3 separate regions of the Homo sapiens genome follow, and regions 1 and 3 are each linked to region 2. Evidence: chromatin loops called from intact Hi-C (ENCODE). Cell type or tissue: PC-9. All regions are shown on one strand.

The links. A loop is a pair of places that touch in the nucleus more often than their neighbours do. Peaks named below come from ENCODE experiments on the same cell type or tissue, not always from the same donor. Only the 100,000 strongest peaks of a DNase experiment are listed, where the experiment ranks them.
Region 1: a loop joins it to region 2, with 2.8 times the contacts of the local background. A loop is called at or near these places in 3 of 110 quality-filtered maps.
Region 3: a loop joins it to region 2, with 3 times the contacts of the local background. A loop is called at or near these places in 3 of 110 quality-filtered maps.

What each region holds. Positions count from the first base shown.
Region 1 is chr3:36,146,423-36,154,422 of GRCh38, reverse strand. No RefSeq gene overlaps it. Among named protein-coding and RNA genes, the nearest start is that of STAC, 230 kb to the left of the region's middle. In PC-9, no CTCF peak of the experiment used is centred here; DNase peaks (open chromatin) are centred at 4,732 and 6,292; H3K27ac peaks cover 1,398 bases.
Region 2 is chr3:36,359,018-36,367,017 of GRCh38, reverse strand. The region is part of intron 2 of LOC124906227 (a long non-coding RNA gene); the gene reads left to right. Among named protein-coding and RNA genes, the nearest start is that of STAC, 17 kb to the left of the region's middle. In PC-9, no CTCF peak of the experiment used is centred here; DNase peaks (open chromatin) are centred at 3,947 and 4,617; H3K4me3 peaks cover 580 bases; H3K27ac peaks cover 2,096 bases.
Region 3 is chr3:36,208,819-36,216,818 of GRCh38, reverse strand. No RefSeq gene overlaps it. Among named protein-coding and RNA genes, the nearest start is that of STAC, 170 kb to the left of the region's middle. In PC-9, no CTCF peak of the experiment used is centred here; no DNase peak of the experiment used is centred here.

The DNA of each region.
Region 1 (8,000 bases), 210 kb after region 2:
GAATTTTGTGTTTCTATTCACTGGCCTTAATATTATTCTTATTATTTTTGGAATTTTGGGGTCAGATTTTAGTATTAAGGCTGTTCAGTCTTCATAAAATGAGTTTGGGAAATGTTCCCCTTCATTTCTTTTTTTTTTTTTTTTGAGACGGAATCTCGATCTTTCACCCAGGCTGGACTGCAGTGGCGCTATCTAGGCTTACTGCAAGCTCCGCAGGCCATTCTCCTGCCTCAGCCTCCAGAGTAGCTGGGACTACAGGCACCCGCCAACACACCTGGCTAATTTTTTTGTATTTTTAGTAGAGACGGGGTTTCACCATGTTAGCCAGGATGGTCTCAATCTCCTGACCTCATGATCCTCCCGCCTCAGCCTCCCAAAGTGCTGGGATTACAAGTGTGAGCCACGGCACCTGGCCTCCCTTCATTTCTTGAAAGAGTTTGCTATAAGATTGGTTTTATTTCTGCCTTAACTATTGATAGAACTCCCCTATGAAGCATCATAGGAAAATTTTATATTATTACAAATTCAATGTTTTCAATAGATATAAGGTTATTTAGATTTTGTTATCATTTCTTTTAGTCATTTTAATAAGGGTGCTTTTCAAGGAATTGTCAAATATATTCACAAAACACCTAGTACTAACTTTTTATTATACTGTTGAATCTCTGTAGAATGTATAGAGATTAATAAACAAACCTACAATGATTCCATAGTGTTTTCTATGTTTAAAATCATATCTTCCCTGAAAACATTTGCTTCTTTCTTTTTAATATTTATGCCTTTTATTTATTTTTCTTGCCTTATGGAACTGGCTATGAGTTCCAGGACAATGTTTCACAGCCTTCTTTTTGCTGTTTTTCATACATAGTATCTTGTCTCCTCATTTATCTGTTGATTCCTATTTGTTTGTTGGATATTTATATTTGCCAAGTTCAAATAGTAAAAGCCAAGTTAAAATATTAATGTGAAAAATAAATTTTTTTTAAATAGCATGTTTGAAAAGAACCAAAGAGAACTAATATATATAATTGAATTTAAGAAATAAATAATAAAAGACAGAAAAAATAAAATTAAATTTAGATTAGAAAATCAAAGGTATCAAGGACACAATAAGTGTACAAGAAACTCAAGTTCCAAAAGGGGAACAGAAAGAGAATAAGGAAGAGCCAATATTTGAAGAGCTATGGGCTGAAACTTTTCCAGACAAAAGTGATAAAACCACAAATCCTAGAAGCATAAATTCCAAGCAACAGGATAAACATAAAAATGCCCACACCTAAACACATCACATCGAAACTATAGAATATCAAAGGTAAAGAAAATATAAAAGTTTAAAACAGTGACAATTGGACTAGAGCTGACTTCCCACAAATAACCAGGTTTATAAGTGAGAGAGCCAAATAAGTGTTCTGATTTCCTCCCTCTATTAGATGGGAATCTAAATGTACTACTTACATGTGGTAAATAATAAAATTCAATGTTTTCAACAGATATACAATTACTTAGATTTTTCTACCATTTCTTTCAGTAGTTTTTATAATTCTTTTCAAAGAATTATCAAATGTATTTACTAAAACTTCCAATGGTAACTTACTTTAAAACCTATGTAGGATGTACAGTGATCAAAAAACAAATCTTAAAATAGTGGTAAATAATGAATCAACAACTAGAATTATGAGCATCCCACTATCTGAATATTGATTGGTAGAGGAGAGGGACAAGAGGAGGCATAATATATGTAAGTTGACTTTATTGTTGCTAATACTCAGAAATTAGTAGCTATTAAATTAATAAAGAGGACAATAATAATAAAATTTTAAATATATCTACATAAATAACAAAAAGTACAAACTTCTAAATATCAGAAGTAATAAAACTGAAAAAGAAAACAGAACACATAATAAAAGTACTTTAATATATGTCATATATAGAAAAAAGTAAAAATTAAGATATTTGTTGACATGATATGCATATTAGCACATATCAATGAGCTTTAGTCACTAATTACCAGAAAAATATTTTACATTTGGATTACAAAGCAAATCCCAATTATTTTCTATGTACCAGAGACACCAAGTATTTAGAAAATGCTTTTTTAAAGAAAAGTTTGGGGACATGGTAATGAAAAACTAGTTAATTCAACCATATCCCATGGAAAAAAAATGAAAGCTGGGCAAAACTTTAAAAAACATTTATATGTAATGTGCTAAGAGACAGCGAAAAATTCTAACCTGATACTCAAGAAAGATGGAAACAGAGAATTCAGTGCTGCTTCTAAACAAAGGGAGTTTGCTGATCCAAGTGAGTGAGAGGCTATGGTGTGCATTTAGTGACTTCATGTGACTTAGAGAATAGAAGTCAGAGTCCAGGGCTGCTGTGGTTGAATGTGTCCCTAGCATTCATGTGTTGAACACTTAATCCCCAGTGCAACAGTGTTAGAAAGTGGGGCCTAATGGGAGGTGTCTAGATCATGAGTGCACCACCCTCATGAATGGATGAATACCACTATAAAAAGGGCTTTGAGAGCGGGTTCTCTTTCTTCCACTCTCCTGCAATGTGAGCCCACAAAGTTCATTCCCTTTTGCCTTCCACCATATGAGGATGCAGTAAGAACACCCTCACCAGTTGCTGGTGCCTTATTCTTGGACTTCTCAGCCTCCAGAGAGAATAAATTTCTGTTCTTTATAAATTGCCCCATCTTGGTTATTTTGTTATAGCAACACAAACAGACTAAGACAAGGACCTACCAAAGGGTGAAACATGGTAAAGCACTTGCCACTTTGGGATGTGAGTCCTATGAACAGTACCCTAGGAGTACAGGTGAACTTAAAGAGGAACAGCCCTTGTGTGGACTTCAGCTCCATTAGAGCCATCTAAAAGGACCCAGAATATCATGAAAAAGTTGTTTTCATAAACTTGGCATCAAATTTGTCAGCCAAATCTTATCTGAACTGACAATAGCTGTCAGTTAGATCTCAGCACTTCTACCAGTCACTCAAACTGTTGAATTTTCATTTTATTATTTTGTAGTTTTACTATTTAAGTTTTAATCACACTGTGAAAATGTCAAAAGGTATTAAGGTATTACTCCATGTGTAACAATAACTTTGTGGGGGATAACCTGGTACAATATTTCTGGATGGGATTTTGATATAACTGTCATACACACACACACACACGAATCATATCCTGCCATGGCAATAGCCTTTCTAGAACTTTATCTTACACACAGAGTTGTGTATACAGAGGGCATTTATTGCAGTGCTATTTGCAATAGCTTAAAGTAATCTAATGTCAATCATTACGTGACAAACTAAATCAATTATGATGATGCTATACAATTTAGTAGCAAGGCAGTACTTTTTAAATGAATGAAGCAGCTCCATATGTGCAACTATGCCCTGTGCATATATAGTAACTGGAAAGTAATCAAGTAAATTTTAATATGTTAATTGCAGAAGGTCTCCAAGGGATGTATTATTAGGTGAAAATGGAAGAAATTATTCTCTGGATAGAATTTGCCTTTCTACATCCTTGACCTTTCCATAACTTCAAAATAAAAATCCTGTCCTATGGAGAACTGAGGAAAAAGCCTGACCAACACATGGAGGTTCTTGGGACAAAGTAGTAAGGTCCTTCTTAAGAGCATGAGAGCAGCTGGCATTATATCCCCAATGTGTAGACAATTGAGCCCAGTAAGAATTAGGTTAAAAAGTGAAAATATACTGAAAAGCAAAACATGTTTAAAAACTGTGCAGTAGTCTCTGGGGGAATGAGACTCTCAGCTATGGTTGGCAGATAAAATCAAAATGATGCCTATTGAAATTCACATATGCATTTATTGTCAAAGGCTGATAAGACATTTGGTTTATATTGCATACATTTTACACAAACAAACAAACCTACATGTATGCATATAAATATGTTTTACATAAATGTCTATATACATATATACATACATATATAATGCCTATGTACATATTATTTATGAAGATTACTGAGATTTTTCATAACTGGATAGGGTCTGATTGACTTGTAATGATGGCTGTTACACTAATTTAATGTAAGCTAATATCAAATATAAATGAGTTATTAAAATGTCATTGTGTCCGAATTTTTTCCATGCTTATAAAGTAGTCCATTAATATTAAAAGAATAGCAGAAATATAATTTCCTAACTCTAAATTTCCCAATTGAAAATTTGAAAAATGCCAATATAAGCAGGAGTTTTCTTAGGAAAAGTACAGGGTTCAATATCAGTTTTTTTTTTTTTTTTTTGTAATTTCTTTTCTATCCTCAAGGTCTGATTCTTAGCGGGCAGAGACTGCAGTCCAGCACAGAAAATAGCTAGATTATGTTTCTCCTACAAGAATGAGTGCAAATGTCTGTTTTCTCTTTACTTTAAGAAACTGTTGACAGGAGATAAATGTTTTAAGGATGTTAACACATGGTAATACACCAGGCCAGAAATCTATTGATTCTTTCTGTGATCAGCATTTGAAGAAAACTAAATTATTTTAGTTATAAATTTTTTGACAATAACTAGAAGTTCACATACTGTATTGGCCAGGAGGCCTATGTTTGCAAAGGTTGTCAGATACCTCTCATGAGTCACTGCAAAGTTATTTACCCTTATTTCAGTTTTCATGAGCCTGACAATTTCACCCAGGTGCATTCAGAAGGTGCCTCACCTCTGGTGACCTGCATGCTCTCTTCTAGCCCTGAAGCTCCTTTAACTCTATGGTGTGGGATGCCCATGTCTATACTCTTGCATGTGCAACTTGGAGTCCAGGGAAATTAATGCCTGGTGGGGCTACCCCTTGACCAATGGAGAAGGAAGCCAATGGATAAATGCTTCCTGCTTTCTGCTCAGAGGTGGGCAGTCTGGCAAAACACTTAATAAGGTGACTCAGAAGCTCTTGGCTGGATTGAGCATGGGCTGTTTCCTATAGAGGAGGCCAGGTTCATTCTGCATCCTAATTTTACCCCTTCCTCTCCTTCCCCACTCCACCTCTTATCCTGCACTCCTGTTCCCTGGGATTACTTTCCAATTAAAATACCTGGGAGCCCTTATCTCAGGCTCTGATTTCAGGAAAACTCAAGCAAAGAAACAAGTAAAATAGCACAATTATTGGTTTGTGTAACTAATGTTGGCATGTTGCAAATGATCTCAGGAATGGCCTGTTCCAGGGCTGAAATGCTCCAGTAATTCTCATTCTCCTTTTCTATCTTTCATTTCTCTTCTTTGCTCTGTGAAGGTCTCGTTTGCTTCTCCAGTAGAAATGTCTCCCAAGAATAACAGGAGCTTCTGATAGTCTTGGCTTTGTATTTCAAAGGTCCCTCTCCCCCTTTCCCAGAGATCCAGCTCAAGGACTTTCACTGGTGTGAGTAGGGCCAGGTGTCCTATCGTAATCACAGAGGCTGAGAAAACTGAGCACCTCCATAGCCTAGTATGGGACCTGGAGGTAGTGGGTACTATTTTCAGAAGTTGACTATGACTATAATTTTAAAAACTGTATATGAGTATTATGTTTTATATTAGCAGATATTGAGAAATTATCAGGCTTTTGATATCCTAAATTTTTAGGGCAACATCTGCTATGTGTTACTACATGGCCCTCATAACTTGGCAGACCTATACCCTAAACATACAATATGCCAATGTGTTAGTCAGGGTTCTCCAGGGGGACAGAACTAATAGGATACACGTATATATGAAAGGGAGTTTATTAAGGAGAATTGGCTCACATGACCACAAGGCGAAGTCCCACTACAGGCAGTATGCAAGTTGAGGAAGAAAGAAGCCAGTAGTGGTTCAGTCCAAATCCAAAAACCTCAAAAATAGGGAAACTGACAGTGTAGCCTCTGTCTGTGGCTGAAGGTCTGAGAACACCTGGCAGACAACTCGTGTAAGTCCAAGAGTCCGAAGGCCGAAGAACCTGGAGTCTGACATCCAAGGGCAGGAGGAACAGATGGAAGCATCCAACACAGGAGAAAGATGAAAGCCAGAAGACTCAGCGAGCCCGTTTATCCCACCGTCTTCTGCTTGCTTTGTTCTAGCTTCACTGACAGCTGATTGGATGGTGCCCGCTCACATTGAAGGTGGATCCTCCCCCCATCCACTGGCTCAAACGTTAATCTTCTCTGGCAACGCTCTCACAGACACACCCAGAAACAATACTTTACCAGCTATTTAGGCATCTTTCAATCCAATCAAGTTGACACCTAATACTAACCATCACAGCCAAAATAAACAAACAGATAAGAAAACAGTCCTCATATGGGCTGTTAGTCATAGCTTCTGTCAACGTGTCTTGCTAGTCCATCTTAAACTCAACATGTGGGCTTGTTCCTCACACCTAACTTGATTCCTGCCTTAACTGACTGTACATCTCCCTGAGCTCCAGGTTTATGTTCAGCATTACTCACTCTGAAGATCCCGCTCAAAAGTGATTCAATCAAAAGGGTTGACCCTGCCTGAGAGGCCTGGAAATCCAGTTTCAGGGTCCCTGTTGTGTTCCCAAGAAAACTTGCTTTGGAACAGTACAATTTACCACTCCTAATGCACTCCGGACAGGGTTTCGTCACTCTCCCATCGGTATTTAGTCTATGTTTAGCCACTGTTCTTGGAGAAAACACTCTGCTTTAAAATCTAAAGAGTATCATGAGTAGTCCTTTGATTTATGAGATTAAGCATGACCATTGCACACAATGTTCTCACCTTAATTAAACAAATTCATTGCTGGGTTCTAGCTTGATGAGTGATATCAGCTGCACACTGCAAAGAGTCTCTGGCTGATAGAATTCAAAAGCTAGGGAACAGATTAGTGAGACCTTGTGGAAGTTTCTTCTGAGATGTCTATGAAACACACCTATACCTACACACACTCTCATAACACACACACCACACACACTGACACCTTTTCACACATGTCAATTATGCATAGCTACAAGCATCAGAGTGCTTTGCTATACAATCCTATTTACCTTTCCACCAAGAAAGATTATAGTTTTTGTATTTCTTAGAAGTATTCAATTACGCTATATTTCATAGTAAGTTTCTATAATGCACTTGTTAACAAAAGTTGTTATGGAGAATTTTCCTGTAAATGCCAGTGTGGGTACCCTTTTTGTTTCTCATTCTAAATTATTTCTCATGGAGTGATGTGATATGGCATGCATCTTATTGCATTAACTGGGAAAAATATTCTCTCATTTTTTTGTGGGTGTGTATGTTTTTTTTTTTATTATTATACTTTAAGTTTTAGGGTACATGTGCACATTGTGCAGGTTAGTTACATACGTATACATGTGCCATGCTGGTGCGCTACACCCACTAACTCGTCATCTAGCATTAGGTATATCTCCCAATGCTATCCCTCCCCCCTCCCCCCACCCCACAACAGTCCCCAGAGTGTGATGTTCCCCTTCCTGTGTCCATGTGATCTCATAAAGAATCAACAAATCTTGCTTTGTACTTCCTTTGGCTCTGATTTTGAAGTCAAATTTTTTTTCATACCACAGACTGCACTCTGTGCTAGTAGGTCCCTGGGTTCATGACAGTGGGTCACTTGTGATAGAGGCCACTCTAATAGTCCAGGTACAAGAACTGTGGTGATTGAGGCTTCCTTTAGAGCAGATCTCTGCCAATTTCTCCACATAGACACAGATTGCTCAGCTATGCTGGGGTTTTTCTGTTGCTCAGACAGAAAAGACCTTTGAGGTCTTTGCATTCCCTGTCCCCTCTCTCTCTGCATATGGCCAGCTCATTCTCAATCTGTAGTTCATAGCTCAAATGTCACATCATCAGAGATGCCTTCTGTGCATGTTCTACTGGAAGTAGCCACACCCACATGCATCCTCTACCCCACCACTTACATCATTTTATAAGCTCTAGAGTGCTTAAAACCTAAAGTCAACGAAGTACTTATAAACAGTATCAACAGAAAAGACAGGAATATCGTAACCTACTACTAACTCTAGAAACAAAAAATAAAGCA
Region 2 (8,000 bases):
TGCCATGACAGAAGAATACTCATGAATAGTTTCCAAATTTTGGAGAACTCAGGTCGAGAGAAAGGTAAATTTTGCTCACAAAAGTATCCTTCACTCAATCATTGTAAACTCTAAATAGCTCAAAAGAAAACAAGGTTTTCTTGACTCCTCTTTAATCAGAGTAGTAGCCTTCCAATTAGGATGTTGTCTGTTCATCTTGGTACTAGACACAAGCAGGGAGAAAAAGAGGCTCCCTGTTTGTGAGTATCTCTTCTTTGCTCTTGCCAGGTAGCATTGATATAGGAGTTAAGAAGAAATCACTTAGGCAGATAGTAAGGGTATGGGAGCACTCAGTAAGGCTTTTCTTTTTAATGAAAAGCAGCCCCAAATCATTTTCTAGCAAAGAGGAGCCTGTAAAGTCAAGCTGCAGACATAGACAAGCAAGCTGAGAGCTTGCACAGGTGAATGCCAGCAGGAACTAGGGACTAGACATGTTCAAGATGGTGGCTCCATCTTCCCTTCTCTTTGCCAGCCACGTGTACTGTAAAGAACAGACAACATGGCAGCAATCAACCGGAAAGCCCATTTGCATAATAAGTTCAGGGTAGGGCAACCCACCTTCACCGTGCTATGTAAACGTCATACCTGATTGAACCAATCTATAAGCCCTATGTAAATTAGACACCACCTCCTCAAACTATGCTATAAAATTCCAGGCATTTGCCACCAGCTGGTCTTTTCCACTTGAAGATCCCTCTCTCTGTGGAGAGAGCTGTTTCTCATTCTCTTCTCTTCTTCCTATTAAACCTCCACTCCTAAACTCCTCATGTGTGTCTGTGTTCTAACTTTTCTGGTGCATGACAACGAACCCCAGGTTTATACCTGAGACAACATAGCCTCTTCAGCGTGATCCTATATAAATCATTTCCATTTTATTATGAAACTCTTCTGGGTACTGCTATCCCCATTAGAGGTTTCTATGACATCATCTGAGATAACATGGGTATTTCAGGTGTCAGGATCTTTTATATCTTCAGTCACGGGGTAGCTTTAATTAACATCTCATAACAAGGCAGTTAATTCCCCTCAAGTGGAAATTCTCTAGTCCAAAGTGCCAGTAGTCATTGTTGAAAAGGGCTTACAAGTTTTTCTCATAAGCCCCAATAAACACTGCACAAAGGGCTATCAGGTGGAGAATTTGTTCCTACCAGCACTGCAGCTTCTACTCTATGCTTTGTGGGCTTGGGAAATCTTACAGGTTCCCATTTAGCAGTACAATTAATATTGCTCAAAAGAAGGGTTTACATGCCCTCTGTTCTGCAGTACTAGGTAGGAGAAATATTTCCCAGTTAGACACAATGTTCATTCTCATAAAATATTTAGATAAAAGAGACAAAACTACTATACATAAAGCCTGCTTAAATATTCCAACTTCCATAAGCCTATCAGCTCTTCAGCTCTTACTTTTTTTTTTTTTTTTGGGACGGAGTCTCGCTGTCTCCCAGGCTGGAGTGCAGTGGCGCAATCTCAACTCACTGCAAGCTCCGCCTCCCGGGTTCACGCCATTCTCCTGCCTCAGCCTCCCGAGTAGCTGGGACTACAGGCGCCCGCCACCACGCCCGGCTAATTTTTTGCATTTTTAGTACAGACGGGGTTTCACCGTGTTCGCCAGGCTGGTCTTGATCTCCTGACCTCGTGATCCACCCGCCTCGGCCTCCCAAAGTGCTGGGATTACAGGCGTGAGCCACTGCGCCCGGCAGCTCTTACATTTTTATATTCTAGTCTTAGGAACTTCACTTCTTCACTACCAGACCATTTACTGGCGCTTGTAAAAAAGTCTTTGGGTTCCCAGATGTGGTTCAGCCAGGGAACTCGGGCTCTTTTGTCAATTTTTACCTTGATTAATCTACGTCAACATTTGCCCCCAAGCAATTGTTGGTCAGCTTTCTCATTGTATTCTTTGCCTTCTGATTTTTTTTTTTTTTTTTTAATTCTCCAGTCTGGGGTAAATACAGAAAACTAGTTTGGGGCCCTATAGTGTTAGGGGATGAGCAGGGGCTTCCTGTGGTCCACCCAACCTTCCATAATGTTGTATTAAGACCTTTGTTTTAAACCCATCAACTCCTATTTTATTTGTTCCATTTTGTAACAACCATCTAAAGATTTCCACCTTGCTGTGATGAGTTATTTGACTTTCCCTTTTGCCTTTCCTAATTCTCTTGTTAATTAACCTAATGTATTTATTAGGATCTGTAACATCCACAAGAGGAAGCTGAGACAAAAAATTTGACAAGGCTTTTCTGATAGTCTTTTGGTTTTGTAGTAACAAGATTATATGAAGTGCTCGTGAAAATAGGGCCCCCTTAACCATAGCATTTACCGTGACTTGGGTAATGGGCATATTCAGTAGGCGAATATCCCAGTCATCATGAAGGCAGTCTCACATGAATTGCATAGGAAGCATTTCAGCTACTTCATCTGGGGTTTTCCGCTTGGCATTTATAGGTGGAGTCAGGCAGACCCTTCTCAGGGTAAACAAACCTTACAGTGGCATTTATCCAGTCCTGCAGGCTGGCTATTCCCTTGGGAATAGCCTCCTGTGTCTGTACCACATTAAGCTGTCTTTGATTGTTCAACAGTGAGCTGCTGGTCCTGCATCAACCCAAACATGCTCTTCCGCTCTGAAGGATTTAAAAGCAAAGATACTACCCCTAAATTAGTTACTCTCATAATTGATTTTAGTAAAGGTTCTTCAGGAAGCTGATGATACCAATCTACAAAGTGGAACAATTCATTTGCTCTAGCACTATACCCTCTGGCTTCAATAGTTACTTGGTTTTGTTCTTCCACTACACTGGCTGCCTTCTTGGTAACTGCAGGTCTCAGAGGTACTTTCTGTTGTTCCCGCATAATTTTGCTCTGGGGGGATCAGCTTTGAGGCTAGTAAAGGAAGCTCAAACTCACTGAAATCCCACCTTGGTTTAGCAACAAGGTCAAACCCAGCACTCTCTCATTTAATTTCATTTTAGCTATTATAGATAACAATAAAAAAGAGATTGAATATTTCAGTTTTTCTTATTAGTTTGCATTCCTTATGGATCCAAGGAAACAATTCCCTAAGAGTTGGATCCATCTCTAAATTCCACTGGTAACTTTTACCTTTAGCAACTGAGCAAAGCACAATTGCAGCTCCATACCTTGGGTGACTATGTAGCCACTAAGGAATCAAAGGTCCTCATTCCCCACCATTTTATAAACTGGACAAAATTACTTTTCCTTTAGCAAAAACCGCATCCTCATTTTTTTCATAACCTTCTTCACCAAAAAAAAATCTTACTTTCTTTGTAGAGTCTGTATGTAGAATGGTGTCTCTTAGATCTAGTAGTTTAAATTACATATATTAATTGCAATTTTATTTTACAAATAATTTTAAAACTATCTTTAATTACCAAAGATTAGTAAAGGCGTGTGAACTAAAAGGCATTTGAGTTAGGTTCAATTTTTCTGATAAAATATGTGATTTAAGCATTTACTTTTTCTTTAAGGTAATTAATTAGAGCTCTTTCACATATTTTGGTAATGATGTATCACATGCATATAACATATATAAACATGTCAGAACACTTAGATGCCCCTCAATCAAGGAGCCCATTTTTACACTGAATCTTGATTCTCCAAAAGGAAAATGCCAAGAGACTTGACAGTGCAATGCTTCCATGGCATCCTCACTGCAATGGCATTCACCTGAGGCTGGTGGGCAGCCTGACAGCAATCAGCTCACTCTGTGATCAGCCCATCCCCCATGGACTCCTATCCCTCAGTGGGACATGTTTCCATAGCCTCTGGATGCCCAAACCATACTTTTCTTATCTAAATGTGCAAATAAATGAGCAGCCCCCCTGTAGTAATAACTATTTACTGTAAACAACTGCCATCAGCCGCCTCTAACACTGCAGTTCTCTCCGGTGACTCATCAGTCATTACTCACACACCAAGGTCAAGTCCTCTCAGGGTACAAAGTAACCTCTAATACCTCCAAAAGCCAAAGAGATTAGTAATGCAAAACAAAAGAAAGCAGAGTTTTAGACCTGAGAGGAATCTCTTTGCTTCTAACTCTTGGGATTCCAAGAGGGAAAGCAGAGAATCCTTCCGAAAGAGGATTCTGTGGTATCTTTTCTGTTTTCCTTAAAGGATCCCAGGCTATTAGAAATTTTTGTAGGTTCTTTTATGTGGATGGAGGGTGTCAAGAGGAAGGAGGGACAGACAGAAGTAAATAGAGAAACAGAATTTGGTCAAGTGAATTGTTTTACTTGACATATATGTTTTGTTTTAAGGGCTCTGTTCTCACTCTCTCATATATATACACACACGTACATATACATATACAGCCTAAATATTACTAATTAAGTCAACTTTGGACTATAGAGCTCTTAAAAATATTTTTCCTAATTGTACTTTCTACTTAAGCTGTTTTACTTTTGCTTCTGCTGCTAGCTGGGTTTTTGTCAACAAATGGGCAGCCTTCAGAAGCAGCCAACTCACTGCAGCAGCCGCTCTCTGCCCTTCTTCACCACAGTGCGATAAGATGTCTGATAGATGGCTATCAGTTAATAATCACTCTAAATCTGCCAGCATTTTCTGGGCATCCCTGTAGTCATGTACAAGTGTCTAAAAGGCGAGTCACACCACTCCACATAGAAGTGGCTGGCCACCCTGGGATTTCCCACACAGATACTTCATTTCCTTTCCCCATTTCTTGGTCTCTCAGCTCCTAGAGAGTTCGCCACATGTTATGCAGTGGGCAGGTCTATGCAAACCTATCCCTAAATGCCAAGGAAGGTGAGGGGCACAAGAAAGAGGCTGAGAAATTCAGTTTCTGAGAAAGAAACATTTGATGGGGATTTAGGAACAGAAGTCATAGTCGTGGGCAATGGTGAGACAAGATGGTGGGTCCCCATGCCATTATCCCACAGAACTAGGGCTTATATTTTGTATGGAAGGAATGTGTAGGATAGTTAAAGCTGACCTCCAGGGAAAGACAACAGTGCTATGTGGATCTGCCTAAGGGCAGGATTTATTGCCAAGATTGTTTTGACCTGAAGGCAGGATTTATGGCAACTAGATAAAGTAGAAATCTTAGGGGCATTTCCAGAACAGGGATTGATTGGAAGTCAACATGGCAGGTTAGCATTTAAGATAGAGTTGCTTTGTCTTCCACAATCTGAAAAAATACAAAACCTGAAATAAAAAGCTCCATGGATGGTTTAAATAGCAGATGGAAAATGCCAGGGAAGAATCGGTGTACTGAAAGTTATAATAATAGAAATTACCCAACCTGAAGAGTAAAGAGAAAGTAGATGGAATAAAATGGACAGAGCCTCAGAGACCTGTGGGGTTATAACAAAAGATTAACATTCACATCATCAGAATCCTGAAAGGAGTGGATAAATAGGATGGGGCTAACAAAGTACTCAAGAAAACTATGGCTGATAACTTACCAAATTTATCAAGAGACATAAACCTTCAGGTTTGAGAAACTGAGAGAACCCCAAGAAGAAATTCAACAAAATCCATTTCAAGATATATTATAATTAAACTTATGAAAACTAAAGACAAATAAAGTATTGAAGAAGCCAGACACAAATGAAACCTTTACCTATAGAAAAAAAAAAAGGAGAAACAATTCAAAGGACAAAGGATTTCTCATCAGAAACCACGGAGGCCAGAAGAAAGTGGCATATTTTTCTTTTTTATTATTTATGTATTCATTTTTCCTTTAACTTTTGTTTTAGGTTTAGGGGTGCATATGCAGGTTTGTTATATAGGTAAACTCGTGTCACAGGGGTTTGGTGTACAGATTATTTCATCACCCAGGTACTAAGCATAGTACCAGATAGGTATTTTTCCTGGTCCTCTTTCTCCTCCCACCCTCTACCCTAAAGTAGGCCCCAGTGTCTGTTGTTCCCCTCTTTGTATCCATGTGTTCTTGTTATTTAGCTCCCACTTATAAGTGAGAACACGCGGTATTTGGTTTTCTGTTTCTGCGTTAGTTTGCTAAGGATAATGGTCTCCAGCTCCAACCATATTGCTGCAAAGGACAATGATTTCATTCTTTTCTTTTCTTTTCTTTTTTCTTTCCTTTTCTTTTCTTTCCTTTTCTTTTCTGTTTTTTTTTGAGATGGAGTCTCGCTCTGTCACCCAGGCTGGAGTGCAGTGGCACGATCTTGGCTCACTGCAACCTCTCTCCCAGGTTCAAGTGATTCTCCTGCCTCAGCCTCCTGAGTAGCTGGGATTACAGGTGCCCGCTACCACACCCAGCTAAGTTTTGTATTTTCAGTAGAGACGGGGTTTCACCATGTTGGCCAGGCTGATCTTGAACTCCTGACCTCAGGCAGTTTGCCCGCCTTGGCCTCCCAAAGTGCTGGGATTACAGGCATGAGCCACTGCGCCCGGCCCCGATCTCATTCTTTTCTATGGCTTCAGAGTATTCCATGGTGTATGTGTACCACATTTTCTTTATCCAGTCTACCATTGATGGGCATTTATGTTTATTCCATTTCTTTGCTGCTGTGAAGAGTGCTTCAGTGAACATACACATGTATTTTTCTTTATGGTAGAATGGTTTATATTCCTCTGGGTAAATACCCAGTAATGAGACGCTGGGATTCTGTTTTACGTTCTTTGCAGAATTGCCACACTGCTTTCTACAATGGCTGAACTACATTACACTCCCACCAGCAGTGTTTAAACATTCCCTTTTCTCTTCAACCTCCAGCATCTGTTACTTTTTGATTTTTTTTTTTTAAAGAGCCATACTTACGGGTGTAAGATGGTATCTCATTGTGGTTTTGCCTAAGCGTTAGTGGTGCTGAACATTTTTTAATATGCTTGTTGGCCAATTTATGTCTTCTTTTTAAAAGTGTCTGTTCATATTATTTGCCCACTTTTTAATGGGGTTATTTTGTTTTTGCCTCTAAATTTGTTTAAGTTCCTTGTAGATTCTGGATATTAGACCTTTGTCAGAAGCATAGTTTGCAAAAATTTTCTTCCATTCCATAGGTTGTCTGTTTACTCTTTTGATAGTTTCCTTTGCTGTGCAGAAGATCTTTAGTTTAATTAGATCCCATTTGTTAATTTTTGCTTTTATTGCAACTGCTTTTGGCATCTTTGTCATGAAATCTTTGCCTGTGCCTATGTCTGGAATGATATTGCCTAGATTTTCTTCCACTGGGTTTTACATTTAAGTCTTTAATCCATCTTGAGTTAATTTTTGTGTATGGTGTAAGAAAGTTGTCTAGTTTTGATGTTCTGCATATGGCTAGCCAGTTAACCAAGCACCATTTACTGAATAAGGAGTCCTTTCCTTATTGCTTGTTTTTGTCAGCTTTGCCAAAGATCAGCTAGTGATAGGTGTGTGACATTATTTCTGGACTCTCTATTTTGTTCCATTTGTCTATGTGTCTGTTTTTGTATCAGTACCATGCTGTTTTGGTTACTATAGCCCTGTAGTATAGTTTGAAGTCGGGTAACATGATGCCTTCAGCTTTTTGATTAGTATTGCCTTGGCTATTTGGGCTGTTTTTTGGTTCCATATGAACTTTAGTTTTTTTTTAGTTCTGTGAGAATGCTTTTGGTAGTGTGATAAATAGCATTGAATCTGCAAATTGCTTTGGGTAGTATGGCCATTTTAATGATATTGATTCTCCCTATCCATGAGCATGGAATGTTCTTCCATTTGTTTGTGTCATCTCTGATTTCTTTCAGCAGTGTTTTGTAATTCTCATTGTAGAGGTCTTTAACATCCCTGGTTAGCTGTATTCCTAGGTATTTTATTCTTTTTGTGGCAATTGTAAATGGAATTGTGTCCCTGATTTTTCTCTTGGCTTGGATGTTGTTGTTATGCAGGAATGCTACTGATTTTTGTACATTATTTTGTATCCTGAGACTTTGCTGAATTTGTTTATCAGCTCAAGGAGCTTTTGGGCAAAGACTGTGGCATTTTGTAGATATAGAATCACATT
Region 3 (8,000 bases), 150 kb after region 2:
CCATTCTTTGTGTTACCTTTCCAATCTTTGAATGGAATCATTTAATGGACAAAATTTCTTAATTTTAACATAATCTAATTTATAATTTTTTTCTTTTTGGTAAATGCTTTTTGTTTCCTGTTCAAGAAAACAGTCTATCCCCAAGTCATGAATATAGTCTCATCATTTTCTTTCAAAACCATTATTATTTTTCCTTTCACATTTACATCAATGATCTTTATGGTATTTATTTTTGTGCATATTGTAAGTTAGGCATCAAAATGAATTTTTCCATATGGGGATACAATTGATCCAGCATATATTTTTTGAAAAGACCATCCTTCTCTCATTGCTCTGTAATACATTATTTGATTTAAAACAAATACTTATATATTTGTCTGCTTCTAGAATATTGTTTCACTAGTATTTTTGTCTGTCTTTGCACTGATAACACCCTATCTTAATTACTTAATTACTGTAGCTTTATTGCAATTCCTGACATGTGATAAGTCTTTTAAATTACACTTAGATATTTATCTTCAAGACTGTCCTTGATACTTTTGGCTCTTTGCATTTTTACATAAATATTAGAATCAGCTTGTCAACTAAAAATAACTAGCTGAGGATTTTGATTGGAACTTCTTAGAGTCTCTAGATTAATTTGAGGATAATTTACTTCATTCCAACATGAGTCTTCATAACCATGAATTTATATATCCTTCTATTTATTTAGGTGTTCTTTACTTCCTCTAAGAAATGCCTTGTACTTTTCAGTGTAATGATATTACACATCTGTTGGACTGATTTCTCGGTGCTTGTGTTTTGATGAATTATATTGAATTATATAATTTATGGAATTTAATTTTCTACTTTTTTCCTTAGAATAAAATTGATTTGGTATTTATCTTGTATCAAAGTATTTTTGCCAAATTTACTGTTAATTCTAATAGACTGTAGATTTTTTTAGATTCTCTGGGTTTTGTCTTTTGCTTTCTAATTGTTTACTGTTTTTAAATATAAGTTGATTACTTATATTTAAAATATAAGTTGATTACTTATATTTAAAATATAAGTATATAAAATATTATACAGAAATTTAATTCTATATGCATAGTACAAAAGCAATTAAGGCCTGAAAAGATTTTAAAGTTTGGATAAACAGTATAAAAACAGCATGTTGAAGATTGAAGTCTTAAAATAGTAAAACTTGAACTATCTGGCACTCTATTAAATATGTTTTTCACTGTTACTTTACAGTCTTCCATAAAACACAAGTGAAATGTTTCCAAGATATGCAGAAAGGGATTTCAAAATTTATATTGTTCTATTTTACTGGCTGATCTTTTATTTGTTCCCTGTGTGTAATTTTTGGTTACATAAGGACAGTCACTTGATGCTGAAATTTGAGACAATTATTTTTTCTTCGAATCCTTGTTGATCTATTTTACAGGAAGAGGGGCTTTATCTTTCTATGAACAGATGGTGAACAATTTGATCTGTTTGAAACCAACATTCAACTCTTGCTGTAACAAGTACTACATGGCATTTTGCAGGATGGTATATAACTAATCATCTTTTTTGCTTTCTTGAGTCATTGAGTCTATGGTGCTGATAAAATCCTAAATTTCTCACCAACAACTACTATCAGAGATTTTGATTGTGAGTTCTCAGCCTATGTTTGTGACTTTTAGTCACAGCAATACATTCTGTCCTTTCAAAAGAACGGTATATGCCAGCAGTAACCCCTAATTTCTGACTGAAATTTATTTTTTACCCAATTATTTATATTTTTTCCAAAGGTATGTCTGGAAGAAAAGGCACAGATACAGAAGGGACCTAGCATAGCATTACATGACCTAGGCACTGAGCTAACACATTGCAGATGTGTATTGCATTTCAGCTTCACAGTTTTCAAAATGAGATTGTTGACCCTTATTTTAAAAGTGAGAAAACAGAGACTCAGAAATGCTGATTATATATTTCAGATCTTTCCATTAAATGGAAACTCTGGAATTGTAACTCGGTTCTGCCTGATCCCTAAGTCCATGGACAGTCTCTGTGAAGAAGCTTTACAAGTCACAGTCACTGAGTGTCTGTACCTGGTCAGTCTGATTCTAGAACCTTTTCTTTTAGCTAATCTCTCTACTGCCTTCATTGAGAAAGGAGTCATTTGTCCTTGTTAAGTACTGGCACAGGGCCTGGTACATATTAGAGATTCTGTGTATGTTTGTCAAGAGTGGAAAATGGAATATGTTGGCACTAGCGATTTCTATTTACCCAGAATACTTTGCTACTGAAAACAGAAAAAAAGTAGGCAAATGGACATTCTAAAGTTATTTCTTTTACTTTTCTGTGTTTTGTCCGTTTTTCTTTCTGTACAATAAAAAATATGAAAGCCTAAATAGCAGCTGGACAACTTAGGAAACACGTCCAAAATGCCAAAAAAAAAAAAAAAAAAAAAAAAGCACCTAAGTACAGTAGAGAAAAATCTGCTTGGTAAAATAATGAGAATATATGAAAAAAGGGTTCTTTTTATAGATTCCTCAAAATTTAAGCATTGTAGCAAAATGTAAACACTTCTCACATTTTCAAAGTGGCTTTTCTTTAGAAAGTCAAGATAAAATAACCTGAAGCTATATTAAAGTCTTATTTAAAAATTTGAATTTTGGAATATTTTCTATTTTGGAATAGTTTTTAGGTGATATAGACTTTGAATGGAATTTCACCTGTTATACTTCATTGCCAATTTTATTCACACAATAGGAATTTTACTCTTTTAAAAAGTGTTTTAATATTTTCTACATCCTGGACTTTGCTTGTATAGTAGCCACTCAACAATTGTTTGATGACTGAGTGTTAATTTTAAAATATTTTAAAGAAGGTTACTTTCAGTATAAGGAAAAGAGAATCAATAGTAATAAATAGCTAATATTTATTGCAGGTGCCATGTATCAGGTTAATGAAAATATATCAAAAAAGGGTTATTTTTATAGATTTCTCAAAATTTAGGCATAGTAGCAAAATATAAACACTTCTTATATTTTCAAAGTGGCTTTAATTTAGAAAGTTGAGATAAAATAACCTGAAGATATATTAAAGTCTTACTTAAAAATTGTTTCTATTTTGGAATAGCTTTATAGGTGATATAGCCTTGAATGGAATTTCACCTGTTATACTTCATTGCCAATTTTATTAATTCACGTAATAGGAATTTTACTCTTTTAAAAAGTGTTTTAGTATTTTCTACATCCTAGACTTTGTTTGTATAGCAGCCACTCAACAATTGTTTGATGACTGAGTATTAATTTTAAAATATTTTAAAGAAGGTTACCTTCAGTATAGGGAAAAAAGAATCAATAATAATAAATAGCTAATATTTATTGCAGGTGCCAGGTATCAGGTTAAGGACTTTATAGGCATTATTTTATTTATTTCTCATGACATTGCTATGAAGTGGTATTGATTTTATCTTCATTTTACAGATGTGAAAACTATGGTTTAGAGAAGTTAACTGTCCATCTGCTAGCAAATAGATGTGCTAGGATTTAAACCCACGATTCAAGGCCCTCCTACTCAATGTTATGTAGGTTTCTATCTTCTATCTTTGAGAGATTTTCTCACATCATAAATTGATAAATAATTAAAAACCCAAGAAGCGTGTAGTCTCATTAATGTGGTCTTTCAGCACTTAGATCAAAAAGGCTTATGTGCCTGCAAATAATGACCAAAGATTAGGATAGGGGCTGCAATTTAGCCAAAGAGGAAATATTAAAATAAAGCCCACTGATGAGTCATATCTGGGGCATGCTGGAGTTTAAGTATAAATTTCTATCTCTGGTGTATTCTGAGAGGTTTACATTGAGTATGACATTAGTCTGACCCTGCCAATGAACTTCCCCAAATTGGTCAACAGTATTAAATCCCATGTATATATCCATCCCAGAGACAAAGTACCCCCAGGATTTGTTTGAGGGAATCATCTTTCTACCTATGCTAAATTACCAAATTATAATCTTTTTCATGCTTAGGTATTCATGTATTTATTTAAATGATATATTAGGGGTTCTATACATTCTAGGTGTTGGATATACCTTGGTGATATACACATGCATAGTTCCTGATATTATGGAATTTGTAACATAGTAAAAAAAATAAACACTAAACAAGCTATAATTACAAATGTGACTGTGAAGAGAAAAAAAAGATCAGAGTTCAGTGTTTTAAAGGGGTAACTTTAATACAAGGATTTTATGAAGATGGCAAAAGCATCGATGTATGACTCAGCTAAATACCAGCAAGGCTAAGGAGCTTGCTCAAGGTCACGAAGCTCTGCAGTTGCTAAGATGAAATCAAACATGGGTTCATTTAACTGTAAAGCTGATATTGTCTCTATGGCAGGCAGGCTGCTTCCAGCATATGTTGCAATCATCATTGAATACAGCCCCATAAAGCAGCTGTATCACAACCATGTGGAGAAATTTCTGGAATAAACACAAGTGTTTCTTTGCATCAGTAATAAACATGCTATCAAATTTTATTACCACTTATTCCCTTGGCTATATCTTCTAATATTAGACATTAATGTCTTGTCTATACTATAATTTGGCAGAATCTTTTAAAAAAGTGAACATAACGTAATAGTCCAAATATATCTGTGGAAAAACATCAGAGCTATAATCCATGCTGGTGCTTGTCAACTGTTTTGCTTTTGCAAATGAGTTCACAATTATGTGGTGCTGCCGGTAATATTTATTGTCTGATAAAAAGTCAATTTGTCTTCTGTAAGTTACTTATTTTGCCTGTTTTTCCTCCATAGGATTAGGAAATCTATTCTATCTACTAGGCTATGCTTCTGACCCAGTGTTCAATCATTTCTGCAGGGGGCTATGCTGAAAGTGAGGGTTCCAGAAATCTGAGAGCCCCCACAGAGGACTGGCCCAAGACAGAGCTGTGGCCAGGGAGGGGCATCCAAAGAAGAGCCAGATTAGAAGTGCAGGGTGACAGGGGTAAATGTTGAGGCAAGTCCACAGAGAGAGAAACCAGAAGGGTCTAAACAGGTGCCTTTGTGGGCAGGTCAGGTTAAGAATTTCAGGACTGATGTTGCTGGTAAGAAAACATATTACAGCTGATTTGGAGATGGCACATGAGGCAAAGCCCAGGGGCAGCCCTGATGGATTGGGTTCATGCTGGCTCAGAGGTCCTCTCCTGTCTGTGTAGTATCTCATGCATCCTTTTTTGAATATATTGCCCAGTAGTTGTGGACTGAACAAGAGAACAAAGATTATCTTGGCAGGTTCCCTTTTGATTTCCCACATGTCAACTGTGGTTTGCCACTAGTTGATGATTGTTATTTTTGCAACAGCTGAAACATGAAAGGAAAAATCAAAAGATATTTACTCTTCACTAGTACCAACTGCTACTCTCATGTGTGTAGGGTGCCATTTATAGATCTCCCAGGGAACAACATATTAATAGTAACTAATGCTCAACATGTGAGGATTGCTTAAAAGGTACACCCCAGTATTTGACCACGGTTGTAACTGGCTGCAGCACCACTATTAAGTTTCTAGGAACCTCAGATCTAGTCTATTTATGGACCCACCAGAGGTTATACCATAATCACCAGTTATTTGCCTCCCTCCACTGGTAGACTATATAAGTGGGCCTTATTCATTAGACTTGTGATAGATTCATGAATAAAAGAATAAACGAATGACTTCTTCGGTTTGGTCATAGATAATAACCTAGGACACTTTTAAGAGAAATGCACATGGGGAGTGAAAGTAGTGGTCAGGAGACCCACCAGCTGTTCCTGTACTATTCATGTAAATTTTGCTTTCTCTAAAAGATGCCTGAGGTTAAACATTTCAACTCTCAGAAACTGATAAATTTCCTGTTTAGAATTTTTCACCTTGGGAAAACATTTGCTGAGAGTGCTTTTGTTCCATAGACATGCTTATTTTATTTGGTGTTTCAATAAAGCCCAAATCAGGTTTATTTTTCCTAACAGATCTATTCAGTTTCTCTGAATCCTCTGATTCCCCATAAAGGTGGGCTATTTGTTAGTTTTACAATCACAGTTTCTTGTTTATAGAACTCATTATTTGTTATCTTTTAAGGGCAAGTGAATGCTTACTATCTAAAGTTTGGCATTATTATTATTAATAATTTTGAGACAGGTTCTTTCTTGCTCTGCTGCCCAGGTCAGAGTGCAGTGGCACCATCACAGCTCACTGCAACTTCGACTTCTTGGGCTCAAGCAATCCCCCTGCCCAGCCTTCTGAGCAGCTGGGACCACAGGTATGTACTACTACACCTGACTGATTTAAGATGGGGGTCTCACTATGTTGCTCAGGCTGGTCTTAAACTCCTGGGCTCAAGCCATCCTCGTGCCTCGGCCTCCCAAAGTGTCGGGATTATGGGTGTGAGCCACCACACCCAGCCAACATTATTTTTATAATGAGAAAATAGATATTCTTCTTTTGTGAGCCTAAAACTATGTTTTAGTTAAAATAACAGCAAAACTTGACAGGATCTAGAATATTGTATTTCTGACTTAATCCCAGGGTTGCAAAAATGTCAATGGGGACCCACAGATTGCTTTTGTCTGGTATGCAGAGGCATTTGTAGGTATCATTACACCTAAAAGTACAGGCAATACTTTATCTCTACTTCCAATGGCCATGTCACTTTAAAACTTACTTTTTAAATGTGTTTTTGTTTTGTGCTAGTCTTCCAGATCTTGTCCTTTTAAGTCTGCCTAGATTTTCTGTAGCTAAAGGGCTGTCCCAATCTTTAAGCAGAGGTTCCTAGTGGCTGTTGCTATGATTCTTCCATCAGCATGTTTTTGAAGACACCTCTTCTTAGGAACTTGGATCCTGATACTCTGTCGTGGAGAAACTTCAATATGCTCCAATAATTTATCTCCCTTCCTCTGAAATTCTCTTGAGCTCTGTCGACTGTTTCAAACCTCTTAAGAGCTAAGAGAACCCTCTTTTCTTCTGATGCTTCTTTAAGAGGAGTTAAACCTGGGCAGATCGACTTTCCATTTTATTTCAATCTATTATGGCCTTTAAGATCTAATTTTCCCCTTAATATCTGTCTAGATTACAAAATTTTAATGTTTCTTTTAAGAATAGCTTTTTCTTCTTCAGTTTAAACAATCCATCTTTCCTCATTCTGACACAAACTAAAGTATGACTTTTCAAAGCCTTTTTTACTACTTAATACTATGACTGATCTTAAAGTTGCAGGCATAGGTTTTGTAAATTACCCAGAATCTTTTTGTCTGCAAGAATTTCCTTAAAATGCTTCTTTCTCTTATCCCAAGAAGGTAGCATGTTACCTTTTTAATAGACTCATTTGTTTTTATTAATTTTGTAAAATAAAACTTACCATCTTTCCAAGGGTGAAGACTCAATGTGGGTATCTGAAATCTAAAGGCATCATTAGAATTCAGGTAAATACCAAATCCAAAGTCAACTTGAATAGATGTAATATGCAGTTTTTTTGAACCCATGGTCAAGGCACACACACTCCGGCCACAACTCTTTCTGTAGTCTTTTTTTTTTTTGAGATGGCATCTCGCTCTGTTACCCAGGCTGGAGTGCAGTGGCGTGATCTTGGCTCACTGCAACCTCTGCCTCCCGGGTTCAAGTGATTCTCCTGCCTCAGCTTCCCAAGCAGCTGGAACTACAGGCATGTGCCACCACACCAGGCTAATTTTTTTGTATTTTTAGTAGAGATGGGGTTTTGCCATACTGGCCAGGCAGGTCTCAAACTCCTGACCTTAGGTGATCCACCTGCCTTGGCCTCCCAAAGTGCTGGGATTACAGGCGTGAGCCATTGCTCCTGGCCTTCTGTAGTCTTAAATCCAGTATGTCTAGCAATTTGAAAGCAGACAATATTGTCAGGCTTAACGTCCTATCTCTAACTCCCCTGTAATACCAGATGAAGCTGTGATCCTTTGGTCCAAGGTCAAGAAGCTGCATCCTAAGATCCTTGCCTGACCTACAAGCCAT